Linked DNA regions of Homo sapiens: region 1 is linked to region 2. A link is an interaction called in ENCODE POLR2A ChIA-PET data of the cell type or tissue named here. Cell type or tissue: PC-3. All regions are shown on one strand. Region 1 has its middle 30 kb from the start of MIR4452. Region 2 overlaps PTPN13 (protein tyrosine phosphatase non-receptor type 13).

Region 1 (4,000 bases), 210 kb before region 2:
GTATTTCAAAATAGCTAGAAAAGAAAATTTGTACTATTTCCAACACAAACAAAAGATGAATGTTTGAGGTGATGGATATCCCAGGTACCCTGATTTGATCATTACACATTGTATACAGGTATCAAAATACCACATGTACCCCAAAAATGTGACAACTATTATACATCAATTTTTTTTTATTTTAAAAACAGGTTTCGGCTGGGTGTGGTGGCTCATGCCTGTAATCCCAACATTTTGGGAGGCCAAGGTGAGTGGATTACATGAGCTCAGGAGTTCGAGACCAGCCTGGGCAATGTAAGGAGACATTTTGGGAGGCCAAGGTGAGTGGATTGCATGAGCTCAGGAGTTCGAGACCAGCCTGTGCAATGTAGGGAGACCTTGTCTCTACTAAAAATAAAATAAAATAAAAAATCAGCTGGGTGTGGTGGCACATTCCTGTAATCCCAGCTACTCAGGAGGCAGAGGTGGGAGGATGGCTTGAGCACAGGAGGTGAGGTTGCAGTGAGCCATGATCGCACCACTCTGCTCTCCAGCCTGGGCGATAGAACCAGATCTTGTCTTCAAAAAAGAAAAAACAAGGAGGAAAGAAGAAGGAAGAAGAATACAGAAGGAGGAAGAGGAAAGAAGAAGGAAGAAGAATACAGAAGGAGGAGGAGGAGGAAGAGGAAGAAGAAGAAGAACAGGAAGAAGAAGAAGGAGGAGGAGGAGGAGGAGCGGGAGCAGGAGGGGGAGCGAGAGGGAAAGGGGGAGGGGAGAGAGGAAGAGAAAGAAGGAGAAGGAGAAGAAGAAAAGGAAGGAAGGAAGGAAACAAGGAAGGAAGGAAAGAAGGAAGGAAGGAGCAGGAATGAAGGAAAGGAGGGAGGGAACAAGGAAGGAAAGAAGGAAGAAAGGAGAAGAATGAGGAGGAAGGAAAAAGAAGAAGAATTAAAATACAGATTTTAATAACTAAAGTTGATTAATTAATTTTTTTAGAATTCTAATGAAGAAACTGCTGAATTCATGAAACTACTCATCAAGATCAAGCAGAACAAAAATTACATGACATTAAGTAACTGCTGAAGATAATGTTTTTATGACTTTAATTTGAAAGATTTTTGACTCCTAAGTGTTTTGTTTTCCAAATTTAAGGTAACTTTTTTCTTAAGCTATCTATAGTTTAAAGCAATACGGTAAAGCATACTTTTGAGAACAAAGGTGGAAATATTTACTTTTTCTTCTTACTTGATCCCTCCAAAATTTGGAAACTCTTCATGAGTATTCTTATGGCTGTATGGTTATTTGGATAAGTTCAGTAAAAATCTACTTTCTCTTTATAACAGAATACAATTGGAAGCATTGGCTATATTACCAAGGCATTGACTGGAATATCATATTTGAGAACGTGCATAGAATGCCTGGTTTCAAGGGTTTCCAGCCTTATAGTGAGTGAGTAAATATTGTCACTTCCTGGCAGGCCCCAAAAACCTTAAGATGGTAGGTAAAACCTAAAATCTACCTTGGTTTGACTTCCTAGCCTCAAAAGGTTTTAAATCTGAGATTTTCATGTGATCAATATAGAGATAAAAACTTATGTTTCTAAAGAAAAGCTATAATATATGTGTTATTAGACTGTAGCCTTGTGCATTGTTTTTGAGTCCTTGCTATCTACCTACAGACTAGACTATATCCTGAATTCTTCTAGAGTCCTCCAATTCAACTTTCTCCCATGGAATTACTAAAAATGAGACCTCTTTTGTTCTGAAGCCCTGAAAACTAAAACTAGATGAATTTTAAGGGATAAGTTTCATGACTGATGGATGTGTCACACAGAAAGTTAAACAAACCACCTGATGCCATAGCCAGGGACATTGAAACTGCAAACCAGGATAAGAAGTTAATGTCTTCATTCCTCAGACAGCTTTTCCCAAGACCTCAGAACAACCCTCCATATCATAATGAGACTCTTACCTCTCTTAATGCCCACCTTTTTCACTTGGCAAGATAATGGTGACATTAAAAGTTAACAATCAGAACCTTCTGCTGGTAACTTGACAGAACCTATCCTAGAACATCCTTTTTTTCTTTTCTTTTCTTTTTTTTTAGAGATGGGTCCTAATCTGTGATGCAATCATAGCTCCCTTCAGCCTCAAATTCCTGTGCTTAAGCAGTCCTCCCATCTCAGCCTCCCAAGTAGCTAGAACTACAGGCACATACCACTATGCTCAATTTATTTTTTTACTTTTTGTAGAGACAGGATCTCACTATATTGCCCAGGCTGGTCTTGAACTCCTGACCTCAAGTGATCCTCCTGCCTTGGGATCCCAAAGAGTTAGGAATATAGGCATGAACCACCACACCCAAGCAAGGAGATCCTTTAGTCCACCTAGTAGATGACTTTGGCATCATCCCCAGTACAATGATTGATCACTCTCTGCTTTCATTAAATCCAGTCATAAGATATTAGATGACAAAATTGCTCAATATTAACTATTGGCTAATAAGGAGATGTCTGTAGCTATTGCTAATACTACATGCTGTACCTGGGTATATTCCTCTGGGAAAGTTGAGATCCATAAACACAAAAGGAGAAAACAGGCCACATGGTTACAAGTCTTACTTAATTTCCCACAGTAGGATTTCCCACAATCCTACTACTTGATTTATTCAAGTAGTAGCCTTTAAGCCTAGTCCATGACTCAAAACTTTTATACAAACTAAGCTTATTAATTTACTTTGCATTTTCCCTTTTTAAAACCTTATACCTATTGCTTGTTAAGTTTTTGGAGAAGTATGACTCCTGATAGAATAATACTGGCCACGCACTTTGAGATGATAACAAAGACCTATGGAACTGACAAAATTAACTTAACAATGGATTCCAGGTAGCCTTAGCCTGAAAGCCACTCCCTCCTAAGCTCCCTTGTTGCTCAAATGTGGCTAAAAATGTTCTGATACTGACTCCTACTTGCCAACCACTTCCCTCAAACATGGGAAGACCAGACCAAACCAGGACTGGTCTATCCCAGGACTGAAGGACAATCAAACCCTAACTACAGGATGATTCATCAGTGACGCTTTGGAGAAAGATCCTGATCCAAAGGGGGAAATGTGAAAGTTGTCAGAATCAAAATGGAGTCACTAGTGTTAAAAACTAAAAAAATAGACTTGGGGAAAGCCATGAAGACAGAATTCTCACGCACTAAGCCCTCATAACAAGAACTATCACAAAAGGCTCTGAAAAAAACCCACAAATTTGCAGAAAGGTTATCACAACCCTACACACAAAAAATACTTTTGTAAGAACATCTGCCCAGCAACTGCCCTTCCAACCTCAGATTGGCACCACCCTTTGTATTGATCCTTGTAGCCAAAACTAATTATCACAAAACAATTATACAATTGTCATTTTTCCTTTAAAAATCTTTGTCTTCCTTTACCTCTCTGAATATATACATAGTTTACTATGGTATGTATATTTCCATTGCAAAGCCCCATTCCTAAATAAATGTTTTCTTTTAGAGAGTCCCCTCTATTGGTTTTTTAAGTAGACAATAGTGTACTTAAAACACTCTCATACATAATACACCTCTACTCAAGTTTACAAGAAGTAACAATCAATTTTCTATGTGTACATTTACATGTATATTACAGCTTAAATAATATTCAGAAGCATCCACAAACCTACAACTATGATTACTGCTAGGAGGAAGTAAGAGATTATGGCTGTGGTGCTAGTCAAAGAAAAGTTTCATCATTTCTGTGAAGTTTCAATCTGGGGAAAGAAGCATTGTTCATGTATTATTTGTGTAATTCATACTAAGTGTAAAATAATCAATGTGTGTGGGGTTTACTTCTATTTTTGAAAGTGATTATTATTTCAATAGTTTTGGGGGAACAGGTAGTGCTTGGTTACTTGGATAAGTTCTTTAGGTGTGATTTCTGAGATTTTGGTGCACCCATCACCTGAGCAGTGTACACTGTGCCCAATGTGTAGTCTTTTATTCCTCACCCCCACCTCACA
Region 2 (4,000 bases):
AGGTTTGTTATATAAACACGTGACAGGGGTTTGTATACATACTATTTTGTCAAGCAGGTATTAAGCCCAGTACACAACAGTTATCTTTTTTGTTCCTCTCCTTCCTCCCACTCTCCCCACTCAAGTAGACCCCAGTATCAGTTGTTTCCTTCTTTGTGTTCAGAAGTTCTTATCATTTAGCTCCCACTTACAAGTGAGAACATGTGGTATTTGGTTTTCTGTTCCTGCATTAGTTTGCTAAGGATAATAGCCTCCACCTCTATCCATGTTCCCACAAAAGACATGATCTCATTCTTTTTTATGGCTGTATAGTATTCCATTGTGTATATGTACCACATTTTCTTTATACAATCTGTCATTCTGAACATTTAGGTTGATTCCATTCTTTGCTATTGTAAATAGTGCTGCCGTGAACATTCGTGTGTATGTGTCTTTACGGTAGAGTGATTTATATTCCTATGGGTATATACCCAGTAATGGGATTGCTGGGTCTAATGGTAGTTCTGCTTTTAGCTCTTTGAGGAATCTCCATATCGTTTTCCACAATGATTGAACTAATTTGCTCTCCCAACAGTGTGTAAGTGTTCCCTTTTCTCTGCAACCTCGTCAGCATCTGTAATTTTTTTACTTTTTAATAATAGCCATTCTGACTGTTGTGAGATGGTATCTCATTGTGGTTCTGATTTGCATTTCTGTAATGATCAGTGATATGAAGCTTTTTTCAATGCTTGTAGGCTGCATGTATATCTTCTTTTAAGGGTGTCTTTCATGTGCTTTGCCCACTTTTTAATAGAGTTGTTTGTTTTTCTTTTGTAAATTTAAGTTCCCTGTAGATGCTGGGTATTAGACCTTTGTCAGATGCATAGTTTGCAAATATTTTATCCCATTTTGTAGGTTGTCTGTTTACTCTGTTTTTCTAATGAAGCAAAAGCATGTGGGGATGAACAACAAAAGTAAGCCAATATTGAATTGCACTAAGCTCAGTGTTGAATTGAGGGAGAATGTGTTTTAGAAGTGACTTTTCTCTATGCATCTAATTTGGAACCTATGAGTAGTTACTATTATGCCCACTTTAGCCAATTGAAAACTCTTGCTTTTAATATAAACAACTGAAATAGAGATAACACCTGAAGAAGCACTGGGATATGTGTTAACAATTGATTTACAGCCCATTTGGTTTGGATTTTTAAATTTTAAAACATATTCAAGCGAAATTAAATCATTTTGGGAGCCTTATGTTAATTTTCTTGATAAGGAACCTCAAAAATGTCAAGGTTATGAGAGAATCCTAATTTTGATTGTTTCCAGATTTTATTCAAGGAAACATTAAGGCCGCCATATTTGTCAAATCTATGTTTAAGGGGTAAACTGTCTTTTTTTTCATACTTCATGGGGAGAAAAAGCCCATGTGGTATTCATAGCATCTGAGTTAGATATAGGTTTAGGTGAAAGAAAAATATTTCAGGAAGTAGATTGTTAGTTGTATGTATGTATTATCTAATGTTAAGTTGCTAAACTCTATTTCTTTTAACTAGTTCCATCTTTTTTCTGCCCACTTAAATACATATTAGCTTAAAATACTGTCCAAATTCCTATTCACTTGCAGAACACACTCTGATAATATCCCTAACATGCTGGTACGTAATCAGGAGTCTTGTTTTCTTCTTTAGGTCACACATTTGTAAAATCTATGAATAGTGCTGTATTTGTACATATTGCATGCTTCTTGACAAAAGTTTCTATTCCCTTTAGCTAGAATAAAATGGCAAAACAGATCCAGAGAGTGCTATTGATTTGTACCATAGTGGGATGGGGGGAGATTAACAGGAAATTATGAGTCAGATGCAGCAGAATGAGTAATTTTTTTATACTGAGCTATCAAAAGCGTCTTTCAGTGACCAAAAAGGGCATTCAAAGTAGTTTCCAAAGAGAATTTCTAAGCCTTTTTATGTACTAGCTTTTGAAGTAAGTTTATACGTAGTACATTCCCACTGCTTCTGTGCCTCTCTGCTTGTTGAGGTAACCTTTGTTTCTGACTCCAAACAGAGTTGTTTTTGTTTTTGATTTTTGTCTCAAACTTTGCAGTTTTTATAGAAGTTTTGGTTAGATATCATATTTGGAGAGATAACAATGATAATTATTTTGCTACCTTTTAGTAGCTCTGCTGTAAAATAATTTTAGCTAAAAGACTGTAATATTTTATGAAAATAACAGGTTTGAGTTTAAATGTGCAGATTCAAGGTCTTATTATTATCTTTGACCCTCCCCTTAAGTGAGAGAGGGCCATAAAATTACATTCAGTTATTGACTTTACAGGTAATCATTGAGCACCTGCCATGTACTAGGTGCTTTCAGATACTGGAGATAGAGTTGTGAACAACACAGAAAGTCCCTTGAGGGAAATGAGAAGTAGCCAATAAACCATGAAAAAGCAAGTAAATAATATACTGCCATATAATGATGGTGCCTTGAAGAAAAATAAGGCTACTTAAGGGGATAGGGAGAACGGGGAGTAATGTCCAAATTCTGTTTTATATAGGTAGTATGATCAGTTTCATTACTAGAACAAGAGGCTCCTAACACCCAAGAGACTTCAAGGGTTTTAGGAGCTCTTTGTCAGGAACTGGGGACAAAGATCATATATGTATTTCCTTCCCTTCCCCTCTCCCTCTCCCCCGCTCCCTCCCCCTCTCCCTCCCCCTCCCCTTCCCCCTTCCCCCTTCCCCTCTTTTCTCCTTTCCTCTCCTCTCTTCTGTCACCCAGGATGGAGTGCAGTAATACCATCCCAGCTCACTGCAGCCTCAACCCCCTTACCCCCAGGCTCAATCAATTCTACACCTCAGCCTCCTGAGTAGCCAGGACTACAGGTGTGTGCCACCATGGCCAGCTAATTTGTTGTATTTTTTTGTAGAGACAGGGTTTCACCATGTTGCCCAGGCTGGTCTCGAACTCCTGGACTCAAGCGATCCAACCGCCTTCACCTCCCAAAGTGCTGGGATTGCAGGCATGAGCCACCATGCCCAGCCTATATATTTCTTCATACCATACTGTGTAATGTAAAGATTCTTCTGAGATGGGAAAATAAAATTTGTTTAAACTCTTGCAACCTTACTTAAAATGAAATTTGCTTGATTAGCCTTAAAACAATTGTTTTCCTCCCAATCCTCACCTGTCTCCTCTTTTCTATATAGCAGACAATATGAAACACCCTTTGAAGGCAACTTAATTAATCAAGAGATCATGCTAAAACGGCAAGAGGAAGAACTGATGCAGCTACAAGCCAAAATGGCCCTTAGACAGTCTCGGTTGAGCCTATATCCAGGAGACACAATCAAAGCGTCCATGCTTGACATCACCAGGGATCCGTTAAGAGAAATTGCCCTAGAAACAGCCATGACTCAAAGAAAACTGAGGGTAAGTTGATTCTCAGGTTACTACACATCTAAACCTGCTCTCACAGGGAACTCTTGGGCAAAGTACTTTTAAAAATTGCTACAGGTATCCATCTAAAGTTACCTGTAGATGAAACTGAAATCCCATATTCATTTCCACTGGGATTAAATATCTTTTTGGTTGATTTTAAAATAAACATTTAGCTATTTTCATTATTTTATCTAAAAAATAACTTAGATGAATTTAGAGTGTCCTAACTATATACTTTAAAAGTATATTCATAATCCTTAAAGTTAACTAGCTATCTTCATTATTGTGGGGGATTATTTTTTCATATTAAGAAATTTATTATTCCATATATTGAGAAGATCAGACATGGAAAGTTCAAGGTTAATTCCAAAGTTCAAGAATGTTATCAAGTGCATTTCATCTTGCTGCTCTGTGATTCTCAGAATTTTAGTAATAATTCACTTTCTGGTTAAAAGAGGACTCCATTAGCTCCAAACATCATATCCTCACATTTACAGTATCCAAAGACAGGAAGGACCAAGTCTGTATCTTGTATCTTGTGGGTGGATATTTTTATGTATCTGTTCTTCTAGTTGAT

Evidence for each region. ChIA-PET counts read pairs that join two places held together with the same protein. Peaks named below come from ENCODE experiments on the same cell type or tissue, not always from the same donor. Only the 100,000 strongest peaks of a DNase experiment are listed, where the experiment ranks them.
Region 1: POLR2A ChIA-PET joins it to region 2 with 23 read pairs; 2 of 35 experiments call an interaction of 5 or more read pairs at or near these places.

Annotation. Positions count from the first base shown.
Region 1 is chr4:86,511,006-86,515,005 of GRCh38, forward strand. It overlaps a transcript of MAPK10 not described here. Among named protein-coding and RNA genes, the nearest start is that of MIR4452, 30 kb to the right of the region's middle. In PC-3, no CTCF peak of the experiment used is centred here; a DNase peak (open chromatin) is centred at 1,836; H3K4me3 peaks cover 288 bases; H3K27ac peaks cover 2,383 bases.
Region 2 is chr4:86,719,021-86,723,020 of GRCh38, forward strand. It overlaps PTPN13 (protein tyrosine phosphatase non-receptor type 13), which reads left to right. Exons shown (of 48, transcript NM_080683.3): 10 at 3,192-3,414. Among named protein-coding and RNA genes, the nearest start is that of PTPN13, 130 kb to the left of the region's middle. In PC-3, no CTCF peak of the experiment used is centred here; no DNase peak of the experiment used is centred here; H3K27ac peaks cover 360 bases.